Regions from separate parts of the Homo sapiens genome. Here region 2 is linked to region 1. Evidence: chromatin loops called from intact Hi-C (ENCODE). Cell type or tissue: heart left ventricle. All regions are shown on one strand.

Region 1 (8,000 bases):
ATCGGTAAGTTGTATGAAAATGTGTTTGGCGTCATTAGTCATCAGAGAAATGTACATTGAAACCACTGTGGGATACCGCCTTACATCCTTAGAATGGCTAAAATTAAAAAGTCTGGCAAGCCCGATTTAGGATTTGGAGCAACTGGATCTCCCCTACATTGCTGATGAGAACATAAAATAGAACAACCACTTTGAGAAAAGGTCTGGTGGTTTCTTGTAAAGTTATAAATATAATTCTATGGTATAGTGCTTCTACTCTTAGATATTTCTACTAAGAAAAATTTAAATACATTTTCTCAAAAATAGTTGTATAATAACAAAGAGCTTTGTTTATAATGACCCCGAACCTGATGAAACCAAATGTTCCACAAGAAAATTGATAAGTGACTGTGTGGTATATCCATCCCATAGGATATTACTCCACAATAAAAATAAATGAACTACTCATACATGCGGTGGCATGGATAATTCTCAAAAACACACTGAGTAAAAGAAGCCAGAAACTTCATGATTCTATTTATATGAATATCAAGAACAGACAAAAAAGTTATGGTAATAGACACCAGAAGATTTGCTGCCTATGAGAGGTGGGAATTGATTGGAAGAGGGCATGTGAGAACCTTCTGAGAAGACAGATATTCTATATCTTGATAGGAACACGGGTTAGACGTGTACACATTTACCAAAACACATTTAATTGGATAGTTAATATCCATACATTTTAATACATAAACCTTTACATCAACATAAAATTAGAAAGATTTTTAGTGTCAACCACCTAGTGTCCCTGTTTTAGACCCAGGAGTCCAACTCTTCCTAGTAGGAAGACCTTGGCATAGGATATCTGCCAAGAGCATGCATCCAGGTCTGTTTGCAGCAATGCTATCATTACAATTAAATCCCAGGTCTGAATTTCAGTGCAAGTGCAAGATACCTTGCAGCTGTAAAAGATAAGTGTCTTTCTTTACCCTGCCATGGAGGCTGTGTGAACTTTCACAACGTGCCCTGACTAATTAGACTAGTTAGTTAGTTAGTTGACCTAAGCCTATTATTTCTGTGCTTACCCAAGACTTCTAATGCTGGTAAGAAAAGCTAGCCTTTCCTCTCTCTTTATAATTCCATTGCCTCCATGTCATATACATGCCAAACTTACTCTGTAAAGAGTCAGTAGGCATGAGAGGGAAGAAGGGAGAAAGAGTTGGGGAGGGACTTTTACATCAATTTTAAATTTCTAACAATAATTTCATTGCATTGGATAGTAGCTAACTCCCTGTTCCTGGAAGAGTTCAAGCCAAGATTTATGATGCTTGTTAGAAACCTCAGGGGAAGGAATAGAACACATAAGCAGGGATTAAATAACATGGTCTTTATGGTTCTTTCCAACTCTCATTCATTCACTTATTCATTCCATCAATTCCATTATTCATTCCTGTTTCTGCCACTATGCCAGGCTCTGGTAGATGCAAATGATTCTCCTTAGCCGTCAAATGTACAGCCATTTAAAACCTTGGTTCCAGAGGCCTATTTTTATCTCAAATGTGCACATCTATTTGCAAGCAGAGATGACAGGTGTGGCTGGCCTTTTCAGCTGCACCTTTTCATTGCTGCTATCTGATGACACATTTTCCCTTATGCCTATAAAGTGAATTCCTTAGAGATGATGTTGCTTTTAGCTTGAGGTTTCTAGATGGAATCAGCACTTGTTTATTTGTTTGTTTGCACGTAGAAGTCTGAACCTCTTGCTCTCACCTATTTTTGAAAACATCCCACAACCAAAAAAAAAAAAATCTGGTTACAGGAGCCCAGAGAAAGCCACCCTGATGAAGTGAGGCCTTGCCTAGGTGCACGGTATCAGTAAGGGAGGCACTGTGTTCCTGCATAGGAAAGAGTTCAGGCTGGCTGCCACATAGACCTGAGTTCAATTCTGATGGTGCCTCTCGCCAGCAGTAGGATTTGGGGCAATGCACTGATGCACCCTACACCTCTGTTCCCACAACTGTAACATGGACATTATGAATGTGTTCCATCCCAGGTCAGCAGGATTGTCCGATGAATTCACATGCCTTAAATGCTTCAAATCTGCCCCTGGCACTGTGTGTTCTCTACCTGCTGATTATTTTTTTATTATTCGCAGCATTGTTATGTAAGTTAGAATCATAGAAAGGAGTTGGCATTAAACTGTGACTTGAGAGACAATTGGTCCTCACTCTATTAGAAAGGAGCTTGGTGATGATGGTGAGACATTCATTGGGCCGCATTGTTCCTCATGTGTAAAATAGGGAGATGAATTTGTGGGTTTGACTCACATCGCATGCTGCTCTTTGAATTGTATTAATTCCCTTCTATTATTTAATACTTTATTCATTATCAAAATTAAGACAGTTCTGCATTGTATCAACTCCTCCAATTTTAAGCAGACATAACCTTTAAAAAACACAGGAAAAATTAGTAGTGAACAATGCACCTTTGAAATTGGGAGAAAGGAAACATGTTAATTCAATTATATTCCCTTCTGGCACCAGGAGTTCTACAGATGTCCACCTCTTCTTCAACTCTGGACACTGGCCAACATGAATGTGTACCAGTTGCTTTGAAGAATCGTTGAATGATGCAAGTGTGAATTTAATTACCAGATGCTCTGCTAATTAGAGGTCTAAAAGGTAAGGAAATAAGTGTGAAAGCAAAAATTTAAATATAACATATTAACGTATTACCATAGCTAACAGAGAAATCATACAGAAACATATTTCTTGAAAAGAATGATCCTGGTATTTGATTGGCATCTGCATGTTTCTTACATAGATCATTTTTAATTTTAAATATTATGCAGATAAAATACTATTTGTTGCTAAGATTTATATTCAAAGATTCACATTTAATCAATCTTTCTTCTCTCCTTCTCTCTCTATCCCTCCATACTCCCCTTTTCTGTCCCTCTTTGGTTTTTTCCCCCTTAAACCTTCACTGAGGAAAGCTCACATGACTCACATGACTTCCTAGTGACAACTTTACTTCTAGAAATGAATGAGATGGAGTCCTGAAACTCTGAGGTCTCAGCTCCCAGGCAGGGCAGGGGCGGGGAGAGGCTGCATGAGGGGAGCTCAGGGCTCTGGCCACAGTAAGCACAGATACCTGCTCCTGCAGAGCACCAGGCAGGGTTGGCAACTGCTGCAGTGGCTCCATCTTGGAGTGATCCCCAAGTCTAGTGAGAGTTCACCAAATGTATATGAGAAGGAGTGGCTTTCCTAAGGGAACTGATGCAGAGAGTAGAATGCTCCAAGATGGACAGTCCCATGGGAGGATGACAAGGAAGGGGGTCGTCAGAAGTCCCGGGGACCATGCTGAGGAGTTCTGCTTTCATCCGAGGGGTGGGGGAAATCCCTCTGAAATTCTTTTTTATCTTCTATTTTATTTTAAATTATTTTTTATGAAATAGACATGAAAATTTATGTAAAACCTACTAATGCCATTTATGGAATAATAATAAGATGAAAACCAATGGTTCAAATGTCTAGTTTCAGAAGCATAGCCTTAGCAGAGTTTTTGGGAGCCTATCCATAGTTCTTCCCAATTACTTTCCTTACCCCCTTCCTACATTTTGGGTTTATCTTTCCTTGATATTTTAGTTTTATCACATATGCACGGGTCTCTAAGCATAACATTGTTTTGCCTTTTGTGTTGTTGAGACATCCTGCTCCACATGTCCTCTGATTCTCATGTTTCAACAGCGTGGATATGAGGTTCATTCTGTTCCACATGTCCCTCTGATTCTCGTGTTTCAGCATGACATCCTCATGATTCCACATGACATCCTGCTCCACATGTCCCTCTGATTCTCGTATTTCAACAGCGTGGATATGAGGTTCATTCTGTTCCACATGTCCCTCTGATTCTCGTGTTTCAACATGACATCCTCATGATTCCACATGACATCCTGCTCCACATGTCCCTCTGATTCTCATGTTTCAACAGTGTGGATATGAGGTTCATTCTTGTGGACTTTGTAGCTGAGGGACATTCAGATTCACTACTGTACCTCATGCCCCTGTGCTAAGGATCACAAGCTACTTATCATTCTACAGTAGAGCTGATGAGCATTTGCATTGTCTCCAGTTCTTGGGTTAATTAATGTGCTGTTCTGAGCATCCTTTCTCATTGCTGCATCTCACTTTTCAGCTGTACTAAAGTGATGGGAAATCATTTCGCGAAGTGGTTGTAGATCCCAACAATACTGCAGAAGAGTTGCTGTTGTGAATTATTCAAATTCTCTTTAAGCAGAGGAATGAGCTGTAGAAAGATCATTTTGGCTGCAAGATGAGGGATGGGTTGGAGTGGGGCCAATTTAGAGTCAGAGACTAGAAAAGAGGCTTGAGTGTGGAGGGTCTGAAACCAGGAGGCCCAGGGTCTCAGTGGAAACAGTGGCAGGGGAAATGGAAGGGACGGGACGCTTGGAGAAATCTTAGCAATCAGGCCTGCATATGGATTTTCTGGTTTGAGGAGTCACAGTGGAGGCCATGAAGATCCTGAGGTTTGCAGCAGACACCTGTGGATGGCAGCACTGGCTGCTGAGGTACAGGGTCCTGTAGTAGGAGATAAGTGGGCCGAGGAAGAGGAAGACATCATTCCCTGAACCCCAAACTCTCCTAGCTGTTCAGTTAAAAAAACACATTAAATATATTTTCAATAGATAAGTACCCTTTTCCTCAAGCATTTATCCCATTTCCTGGAAAGTAGGCGGTATTTAATAAAAATGGATTGTAATTTGTATTCTCATGATGTCTTAAGAGAAGAAATATTGCCCAAAATGCATAGTTTTAGTTTCTAGAGTTCTTGAGGAAAAACTGGGGAAACGGGTCCTTCAGTGAACACTCACAGCCATCTGGCCATTCAGGTGTATAGTGGTCTTCACACTTGAGCCCAAGGACATCTTGCAACTTTGTTCTTGATACGTGATTGTCTTTCCAGAGGATGATTTTCTGAAAATGGTTTAGAGTCGCTAATTGCTCTATGCTTTGGTTATTTGGGTCATGGTCATATGAACTTTTTACTTGTTTAGCTTAGACTGTCTTAAGTGACATATATTTTCTGAAAACAAACCAGCAATCACAATGCTTCAGCCTGCATAGGAGTGAGTGGGCAGCTTATTTACTAAGTAGTATGGAAGACTTCTGAAGACCCAGGTCATAACTGCAAGTTAAACTCAGACCAAATGGGACTGGCTCAGTCAACCCACTTCCATTCACTCTAAGGTCCTCAGAACAGGGGTGTCATGAAGAAGCCACCACCACCTCCTCCCCACTCCTGTGGCATTCAGCCTCTTCCTCATGTGTTCCCCTCTTCTCCGCGGCCACCACATCATGTTGTCTGAACTTGGGGAAGTTCCCGCTTTCATCTTCGCTCCACCCTCCTTTCTTCTGCCTGATTTCAGATTCACTGCTCTTTGACCCTGGACTATCGCACCAGCTTTTCCACTGTTCCTTCTGCCTCCACCCTCTGCCTGCTTATTGGTCCCTGTACTGGCTGCCAGTCATTGTCCTAAAATTCAGAATGGATGGATCCTTCATTACCACGCTTAAAAAGCCTATAGGCTAGTCCCTCTTGTCTCCTCCCCACCCACCCATAGAATGAAGTCTGGAATCCCCAGACTGAAAACAAAGCACTTTGGTTTGGGTGCTGAGCTATCTTCCTTGCTCATTCCAGCCTTCATAAAACCCAACCTGTGGCTTCTTCTCACATCTCCCCTGTTCCTGACTGTGTCATGCCTTTCTTTTCCTCTAGGTTTTTGCAATGCTCTTTCTTTATACTTACTGTAGGCGATGTCTGGTTAATATTAATATTCCTTAATGTGATCCCAGGACCATAGTATATTAAAGTTAGTCTTGGGTTGAAATCTTAGCACTGATTTATTTTACTCCTGGACCTTGGCAAATTATGTAATTCATCTTGCTTTCTTATCTGTACAGGTTCAGCATCCCAAGTCTGAACATCTGAAATCTGAAGTGCTTCAATATCTAAAAATAAATTTTAAGCACCATGATGATGCTCAAAGGAAATGCTCATTGGAGTAAATATAATGCAGATATTCCAAAATCTGAAAAAACTCAAAATCTGAAACACTTCTAGTCTCAAGCATTTTGCACAGGGGATACTCAACTTGTAGTAAGAAGGATAGTGGAAACTGCTACTCTAGATCGCTGACAAAATTAGATGGGGTACTGCAAATATAAGTGCTTAATATTTACTCATTCATTCGACAAATATTTAATGAGTGCCTATTTTGTGCTAGATATTAGGTTAAAGATCTCTATGGGGCTTTATAGCTCCAAGAATAATACTTATATAGAAAAACATAATTCCATGTAGTGAAATAAACCTTTCACTACATTTTTAGAGTGCACAATGAACAAAAGCTTCAGGGCCAGAGAGACATATAGAAAGGGACTTCACTTAGTCTGGGGGAGTCAGAGAGGGATATGATTTAGGGTTGGGGACAAATAAACCCAAGTTTTCGGTTGCTTAAAATTCAAAAAGTATGTTTATCTCTTAGTCCAAGGCTAGCATTTCGGGAGGCAGTCATTCCTCATGTGGTTGCTCAGAGGCCTGTGGTGACAGCTGCTGTCTCATTTCCAATGTGTGGCTTACCCACTGCCTGGGTGTTTCTGTCACTCAGAAAGGGAAAGGCAAGGAAGATCACCTGGGAACTTTGTATGGGCCAGTGTGGAGTGAACTCATCACACTGATGAGCAGTTCTGGGCCTGCCAGGACTTGGTGGCCTGGCCATTCTGAGCTGCTGAGGACGCTGGGCCATGCAGTTGAGACAAGCCATGTGTGCTGAGCAGGAAGAAGAAACGGACTTGGTTCAGTCTGGATGGGATGAAGAAAATGTGTTTCATCCCTGCAGGTGCCCAGAAACAGGGAAGCACATTCTGGCAGAGTGAGTCCTGCTGTGAGCTGGAGCAGCATGGAGCCCGGGTATTAGAGAGTGCAGAGAACTAGTCCTAGGGGATTAGTTGTCCCAGAGTCCACAGGAATGTTGAACCTTGTGTGAAGAGCAAGGCTTTCAAACAGGAGATTTCCATCGGCATGTTTGTGTGTTCATACTCCCCCTGTGGCTGCAGCCTGAGAAAGCAGCACAGAGCTGGGATACTGTGTCAGTACTGTAGTGAGGTCTGGAGGTACCTGAAGCATGAAGGCAGCATGGGCGGGGGCCACAGCTGGCAGCACAGTTCACTTGCTCTCCACACTGGGTCAGTGGCTGCGACTTTTATGCATTGGTTATGTTAAGGTTTATGATTCCAAGATGTTAAACATCCTAAGTAAGCTGAGACGCAAACAAATGAAAAGACAGAAGAAATGCCATGAAGTGAAATGTGTTTGAAGTGTTCTTCCTCTGGGTAGAACTTTGAAGAAAGGCAAAAAAATTTTAAGTGTATGATGACTGCTCTGTGACAATTTGTAAGCTAATATTACAATATTCTCTGAGATTGCAACACACTTTTACAAAACAATTTGATAACATATAGTGCTTTAATGTCCTCCTGAAAAAAACAACTTTAGAACAGTCAGGGTATCAAATAGCTATGTTCTAAATATTTTTGTGGTGGAAAATGCTATATTTCCCTTGATTTTTTCTTTGAGTCCTGCCCTAGGCTGTCCCTGCTGTCTGACTGTGTTTGACTTGAGCCGAGTCTTAGATTTCTCTTCCTCTAGAATCACTCTACTGGCTTAAGAGGGTTGGGCTGGGAAGACTTCCTCGTCCTCAGCTCCAATACCACAAGAAAGAGCAGCCTGGTTATTTTCTTAGTCGATATGCCACAAAAATGCTCTTTCCGTGGTAATAGGGTTTACATACAGGACGGCTGTGGCATAGCCTCTGCCTGGGAAGAAGATGGATTTTCCATTTAGGCTCGTCAAAGGCTTTGGAGGCCCCTTCAAAGTTAGCATGTTGGCTCACAACTCAACTACACCAAGTTGGTTTTAAAGCAGTAAGATTGTCATTC
Region 2 (8,000 bases), 190 kb before region 1:
AACAAAAAGAAAAAGTGGGGGACTTCCTCTACTGTCTCTGAGGGATTAGCTTCTTTCTTGTTTCTCAAGCTAGAACCAGAGGATTTATCCTAGAAATTTCTCTGAGCTCCAGGGCCCAATTCTAGATTTGGAGGTGCCTCAGCTCTGGGTCAGGAGATCTACCAGAGGAAAAATGGGAAATTTACCACTTACGTAGCTTAGGATTTAGAATTCTGGTCTTCCTTCCCAATTTGCTTGCTACTGTTTCCTTATTAGAGTCCTCAAATATCTGCTCCATGCATTTCATGCTAGTTTTATTGCTGCATTCCATGGGAAAGACAGGGTGGAGTGTTCTTGCTCCATCTTACCTGGAACCAGACCATTCTTTTCATGCTCACAGCCCCCTTGCACGTGTGGAAGTACAGTGCTGGCTGCATTGAAGCATAGGTGGCTGTTGCTACTACACTGGTCATTGAATTTTATAAAGGGATGTGGGCAAGATTGGCCCTCTGTGAGTTAAAGGCACACCATTTGTACTTGTACTTCAAGTGCAAAGCAGCTTGTGCAGCCCTTCCCTGGAACTAAGCTCATTTTTTCTTTTCTGACACTGGTCTTGGAAACCAGTGACCACCCATGTCTTGATCATCACATGGAGATGTTTTCTTTCTTTCTCTTTTTTGAGAGACAGAGTCTTGCTCTGTCACCCAGGAGTACAGTGGCGTGATCTTGGCTTACTGCAGCCTCCACCTCCCAGGTTCAAACTATTCTCCTGCCTCAGCCTTCCGAGTAGCTGGGACTACAGGTGTGTGTCACCACACCCGGCTAATTTCTATATTTTTATTAGAGATGGGGTTTCGCCATGTTGGCCAGGCTGGTCTTGAATTCCTGACCTCAGGTGATCCACCTGCCTCGGCCTCCCAAAGTGTTGAGATTACAGGCGTGAGCCACCGCGCCTGGCCGAGATGGTTTTCAATTACAAATTAAAATATATGTATATGAAATTTAGCTTATCTGTTGATTCATTTTGTGTGCCTAGATTTTTACAGTTTGTTTAATTGAGATGTAATTCACAAACTATAAAATTTATCCTTTTATAGTGTACAATTCAGTACAATGTAGTGTGTTTTCGTATATTCACCCTTGGTCTATTTGTGCAGGCTGTCAGGGGACCAGAGCTCTGAGACCAGTTGCCTTCAGCTGCAGTCATCCTTGTTTGTTTATTCTTGTGTTCTCACAAATATTAGCATTTCCTATTTATAATTTAAAGTGTAAAAGGCTGGGAGTGTCACTCTAAACCTCCTCCAAAGTGCCTTCCCACTCTGCGTCTCCATGTCTCCATGGACCTGTGTTTCCTGCCTTCTGGTTGATTTCTCTTTCTGCTGTGCCTTCATGGCATTGTGTGTGGTGCCACATTGCAGGTGAAGGAGTAATGACCTGGGCTGACCCAAGTACACTGATAAAAACAAGTAGGCAAAACCTAGTGAAGATGCAGATTCCCAAGCTGCTGTGATCTACCCACCCCACTACTCAGTCTACACTGAGGGAAGTTCCAGTGCAGACACGTAAGGAGACACACAAGTGAATGCACGAGGGAAGTTCCAGTGCAGACACGTAAGGAGACACACAAGTGAATGCACAGTACAGCATGGTCTGCAAGAGCATGCATCCCTTAGTAAGCAGAGAGCTCTCTTCAGACACTGGCAGACTGTGCCATAAACAAGAGGAATGAACCAGCATAGGTATCACAATGGGTACATTTGAGAAACATCAAATAAGCAAGAAAAGCAAGTTATTGAATATGTTCATTATATCAAAGACAGTAGGGGTGGAAAACAATAGTCTATGTTGTTACGGAGAGATGCAAAGTCTTCAAAGAAGGGGAACATGCATGTCAAAGCTGCAAAGTAATTTTGGGAAGGTGGTCACCTTTGTGGAGGGTAGGAGAGGAATGGGTCATGTAGGGCATCCAGGAATATAACTGGTGTGCCACACATTGTAATGAAACAATGACATCATGGCAGAAGGTTTGATGAATTGCAGGCTGGGTTCTGGTCACACAGGCACTTGTTGTGCTACTTTTTTTTTTTTAAACTTTTTTTGGAAACATTAAAAAACAAAACTAAGCAATGAACTGAAGGGCTCCATGTCAAGCACTTAGTCCTCGTCCCAGCACATGAAGCTCCCATTGAACTTGAACTGCTCACTGCATCTTCCCAGACCTCCTAGAAGTTCATGATTTCACAGATGAGAGACAGGAGTGCTGCAGGGTTGTGTGGAGGGTCTAAGGTTGCACACAGAGTCACAGGCAAAACCAGATGTGACCCACGTCTCTCTGAAGCCAGAGTGGGACCCTCAACACCACTCTGGTCCACAGGTTCTTGGGATGCTCCTGAGGCTGAGGGACCAAATAATGGGTGACATCAGTCCCTCTCATGGCCAGCCCTCTGGGATTGTCTAACCAGGGTGAGTGGTTAACAGCAGGCACTGCCATCCCCTGAATGGGGCTGTGCTGTTTTCTTAGTCCCAGGCGTGCATCTGCTAAACAGCAGCAGGGCGTTTGCCTCCGGCTATTGTGCAACATGATCTTGATTCCTCTTTTAAGGGGAGCTTTTAAGACGAGCTTACTCATGTCAGCCAAAGCCCAGCATCAGGCTGAACCACGACAAGCCCCTCTGGACAAACCTGCCAGGGCAGCTCAGAGAATCAGTCCCCAGCCTCGGTGGCACTTGGTGCAGACCTGCCAAGTGTCCCACAAAAGCTGGGAGCCTTGTGATGTCCCCCACTGCCCACATGGCCTCCAACCTCTGTGTTCTCCCCAGGATCTGAGGGCCCGATTCATGTCTGGTCCCCTAGCAACTGGTGCGCGGCCCTGGACAAGTCATTCCCTCTTAAAATGCTCTGGTTTCTTTGTTGTGTAATGAATGGGTGCAGTCAGCAGACTCTTGGGTCTCTACCACCTTCAGTATTTTATGGTGAGGAGCAAGCAAGCAAGAAAGGTTATTAGCAAGCAGGAAGCACAGAGGAAGGTGGTGTGTGTGTTTTGTGTGTACTGTGTGTGTATGGTATGTGGTTATGAGCTGTGTGTGCTGTGGTGATCTATGGGTGTTGTGTGGATGGGATGCGTAGAATGTGTGTGTTGTGGTGTATGTTGTATGTTGTGGTGTGTGTGTGTTGTAGTATGTGTGTTTTGTTGTGTTGGGTGTGAGGTGTGTGTTGTGAGCTGTGTGTGGTTTGTGTGCCGTGTTTTGTGTGTTGTATATGTGTTGTATGTGTGAGATGTGTGTGTGTTTTTGGTGTGTGTTGTGTTGTGTGGTATGTGTATTGGGAGCTGTGTGTGGTGAATATTTGTAAAACTTGCACACAACAGGAAGTGCCTTCTGGATCTCAAACCTGGTTGCTGGCTACCAGAGGAAGGGAAGTGTCTGATTAATTCAAAGGTCTTTTGTGAAAGTTGAAGATGCAAAAGACTTGGGGTGAGAGGAAGCTTCACTGAGAATAAACCTAAGAGTTCCTAAAAATCCAGAGTGCCAGCACCCAGCTCGGGATTGATTCTGGATGCCCCACCCTACAAAAGTCTGTGCTGTAGGTTCAGTAGGAGGAACACTGCCCTGCATCATTCGGGAGACACAGTTCACTGTGCTGTCTTGCTGCCCAGTCAATGTCGCCAGACATGCATGCGTGGGTAAAGGGCTGGGTAACTGAGAGGTGAGAGAAGTCCACTTGCCAAGCGAGCCCCCAAGTGTCTCGGCAAATCCTCACACGGTAGAACAATTCGTAATCACCTGGAAGACAGGCATGGGCCTAAATAAATCATTTTCATCTCAAGCTTGGTCTTTTCCAGGAAGGAAGAGGAGCAGTTTCGCCATTGCCAACCACAGAGCAGCCGACCGGTGCATCACCGAGGCCGGCTCCGTCAGCTCGGTCAGCTCGGGTGGGCTTATTTCTTTGAGTGGAGGCACCACTCAGTTCTCAGTTCAGAGGAAAAAGAATGAGTGGACAATGTTGCTGTTGTTGTCTGCACAGAATGCTAGGGGAGTGAAAGGTGTTTAAATAGAGGAAGGGAAAGTTCAGAACAGCTGCCAGGCCAGAGCAGATGCTGGGAGGGCGGGAAGCGGTGAGAAGGCTGGGGTACAGGATTGCTCCCGAGACCCGCCCAGGCACTGGATGCACCTGCAGCCTGAGAGCAGCAGGGGGCGGGGTGCCGGGAGGAGAGGGATTTCAGATCCCCTGTGCCCTGTGGACGTCAGAAAGCAGGACTTTCTCTTCTGAAACCTGGGCTAGTTCTCAGGTGCAACAGGCCCTGGGTGTGATGCTCTGACCAGGCGCCCCGGGTGTAAGTACTCAGGCTTCTCGTGCTTCCTCTTCATACTACACCTTTTGGAACCCAAGAACCTCGCGGCTGCTCCTTCTGGCAATGGAAATGTCAGAAAGCAAAGGAAATTTAAGCTCCACTCAGAGAAAAGAGAAGATACCAAAAAGTCTAGGGCAACAGACTGTGGTAAGATGAATGTGTCATATATGCTGATGGGGCTGAAAGAATGATCTGGAAAGCCAGGGCATGGTAATCAGAGAGTGGGGTCCATGATGAGACCCTGTCAGGGCAGGGCTGGAGTTACTGCTCATGGAAGTCTGGGAGTGGAAGGCCGAGGTGGGTGCAGGACAAGGTCCTGGGAGAAAAGAAGGTCAAGAAGAAAAGGAGGTCGGATAGGACAGACTTGTAGACAAGAATTAAGGTAGCCAGAGTTTTGGAGAAAATGGCAGAGGCACTGGAGCTAGACTCACCCAGGAAAGAAGGGGAGAGGCCCTGTGGGAGGGCAGAGCAGCAGCAACGAGCAGTAATGGGTGAGGGACTCCACTAACAGACGAACGGTTCAGCCAGGAGCAATTGTCAGCGAGAAACAGGAGCGCACCTGCGTCCTCTGCAGGTCGAGGGGGTGCAGGAGCCGGGGCAAAACAAATTACAGTGGAGAGGCAGCAGCACCCTCTGGGGGGACCGATCCCCTTCAGAGTAGGAGTCAGCAAACTGCTGCTCAGGGGCCACATCCAGCTACCCGTTTTTGTAAACAAAGATTTATTAGAGCATGGTTGCCCCCATTCATTGGCAGTGGGTTTTGCTATTTATGGGATCAAAGTTTTCTTAGTATGCTCTGAGAGGGTTACTGCAATAAATAAGATGACTATATTTTTTTTAGCAGAAAGGTCATATGATTGTGAGAGGTGAAGCCGGCTGGGATTCTGGGTCAGGTGGTGACTTGGAGAACTTTTCTGTCTAGCTAAAGGATTGTAAACACACCAATCAGCACTCTGTGTCTAGCTAAAGGATTGTAAATGCACCAATCAGCACTTGTAAAAATGCGCCAATCAGCACTCTGTGTCTAGCTAAAGGTTTGTAAATGCGCTAATCAGCACTCTGTAAAAACAGACCAATCAGCACTCTGTAAAACAGACCAATCAGCGCTCTGTAAAATGGACCAATCAGCAGGATGTGGGTGGGGCCAAATAAGGGAATAAAAGCTGGCCACCCGGGCCAGCAGCAGCAACCTGCTCAGGTCCCCTTCCATGGTGTGGAAGCTTTGTTCTTTCGCTGTTCACAATGAATCTTGCTGCTGCTCACTCTTTGGGTCCGCACTAGCTTTATGAGCTGTAACGCTCACTGCGAAGGTCTGTGGCTTCACTCCTGAAGTCAGCAAGACCACGAACCCACCGGAAGGAGGAAACAACTCCGGAAGCACCACGTTTAAGAGCTGTAACACTCACTGCGAAAGTCTGCAGCTTCACTCCTGAAGTCAGCAAGACCACAAACCCACCGGAAGGAAGAAATTCCAGACACATCTAAACATTGGAAGGAACAAACTCCAGACACACTATCTTTAAGAACTGTAACACTCACCGCGAGGGTCTGTGGCTTCATGCTTGAAGTCAGCCGGACCAAGAACCCACCGGAAAGAACCAATTCCTGACACAATCGTATGTAAAATTTTACTTCCTGATGTGGGAGTTCATGAAAATGAATTTAAACCTAATTTTAATTATGCTTATATTCTTACCCCCTCCTGTTGCCATTCCGTCCTATACATGACCCCAAACCAACAAACACTTGAATTGTTTATTTTTAATTACACCACGAGGCTACATTTTTATTGTTTTACAAGGCATAGGTAAAAAGCAAGGAGTTGAAGGCAAGTGGACTGGGGCAGGGAGGTGGAACTGGAGCGCACTGCGGTCAGAACCCTGGGTTGGATGGAGGTTTGGTTTCTGTCTCTGCCAGAAGCCGTCTCTCTTAACCGTGGACAGATCTTGTTCCTGAATGGACGCTTTCAGTATTTCTTTCTGAAGTCTGATATTTGCTATAGATTTTATTTTTTTCTGTGGCTGTAGATACCCTTTATCTGGTTAATAAAATTATTATCTATTACTATTTTGCTAAGTTAAAGAAAAGCATGACTGTTGAAATGTATCACATACTTTTCTCTGCACCTACAAAGATGACCAAATGAACTCACCATTGGTTTATTAATGTTGTGAATGACATTGATTTTGCTCCTAATGTTTAACCAATCTGTGTTCCTGATCATGATCAAACCTGGTCTTTATTCTTCTTCCCCTTTTCGTTTTCTTGCTCCTGCTGCTTCTCATCCTTCTCCTTTTCCTCCTCTTTCTTTGAATATTACTACATTAAGTTTGCTAATTATTTAGTGTGTGATTTTTGGGTTTACATACTTTTCTTTCTTGTACTACTCTTCACTCTTTAAAAAATGTTTATTTTGAAATGTTAGATTTCTAGAAGAGTTATAAAGATATACAGAGAATTCTCACATAACCGTTCACTCAGCTTCCTCTCATTCATCTGACATGACCATGGTACATTAAGATTAAGAAATTGGCCAGGCGTGGTGGCTCATGCCTGTAATCCCAGCACTTTGGGAGGCCAAGGCAGGTGGATCATCTGAGGTCAGGAGTTCGAGACCAGCCTGGCCAACATGGTGAAACCCCATCTCTACTAAAAATACAAAAATTAGCTGGGCATGGTGATGCGCACCTGTAATCCCAGCTACTTGAAAGGCTGAGACAGGAGAATCGCTTCAACCCAGGGGAGAGAGGTTGCAATGAGCTGAGATCACGCCACTGCACTCCAGCCTGGGTGACAGAGCAAGACTTCATCTCAAAAAAAAAAAAAAAGAAAAAGAAAGGTTAAGAGATTAACATTGGTACAATGCCATTAACTAACTGCAGACTTTATTCAGATTTCTGCATTTTTTTCCTCTAAGATATTTTTTCTGTTCTGGGATCCCAATCTAGTATACCTTGTTGCATTTGGCCATCATGTTTCTTTATTCTCGTCCAATCTGTGATAGTTTTATGGTTTTTCCTTTTTTAATGACTTTAATTTTTTAAAGTGTAATGATCAGGTGTTTTGAAGAATGGCTGTCAATTTGGGCTTGTCTGTTATTTTCTCATAATTAGACTGGGCTTACAGATTTTAGAGGGAAATGTCATAGAAGCGAACTTCTCTTCACATATTATATCAGAGTGTCATTACCGGCATGTTAACTTTGATCACTGGCTGTAATGTTGTCTTACAAAGTTTTGTTCAGGTTTTTCTAGCCTGGTAAAATGAGTTAGGGAGTATATCTTCTCTTTCTTTTACTGTAGAAGAGTTAGTGTAAGGCTAGATCATTTAAATATTCTGGAATTCACTGTAGAACCATCTGAAGTTGGAGTTTTCTTTGTTAGAACATTTTAAATTTCCGATTGGATTTCTTTAAAAGTTTTAGGAATATGTGTTTTCTCTTCCTGCATTTGTCAATTTTGGCAGGTTATTTTCCCTTGAAATTACTCTTTTCAACTAAATTGTGTATTTATTGACATAAAAGTTGGTTACAATATCTCCTTGTTGTCTTCTTAACGGGGACAGGATCTCAAATGTGTTCTTTTTCATTTGTGTTATTGATTATGCCATCTCTCTTGTTAAACAGTTTTGCCTGAGGTTTTGAGTTTTATTATTAGTTTTTGCAAAGAAT

Evidence for each region. A loop is a pair of places that touch in the nucleus more often than their neighbours do. Peaks named below come from ENCODE experiments on the same cell type or tissue, not always from the same donor. Only the 100,000 strongest peaks of a DNase experiment are listed, where the experiment ranks them.
Region 2: a loop joins it to region 1, with 2.3 times the contacts of the local background. A loop is called at or near these places in 14 of 110 quality-filtered maps.

What each region holds. Positions count from the first base shown.
Region 1 is chr7:46,125,476-46,133,475 of GRCh38, forward strand. No RefSeq gene overlaps it. Among named protein-coding and RNA genes, the nearest start is that of IGFBP3, 210 kb to the left of the region's middle. In heart left ventricle, a CTCF peak has its summit at 4,557; no DNase peak of the experiment used is centred here.
Region 2 is chr7:45,934,935-45,942,934 of GRCh38, forward strand. It overlaps LOC102723446 (a long non-coding RNA gene), which reads left to right and starts at 5,515. Exons shown (of 4, transcript NR_187744.1): 1 at 5,515-5,946. In heart left ventricle, a CTCF peak has its summit at 4,165 (motif pointing right); no DNase peak of the experiment used is centred here.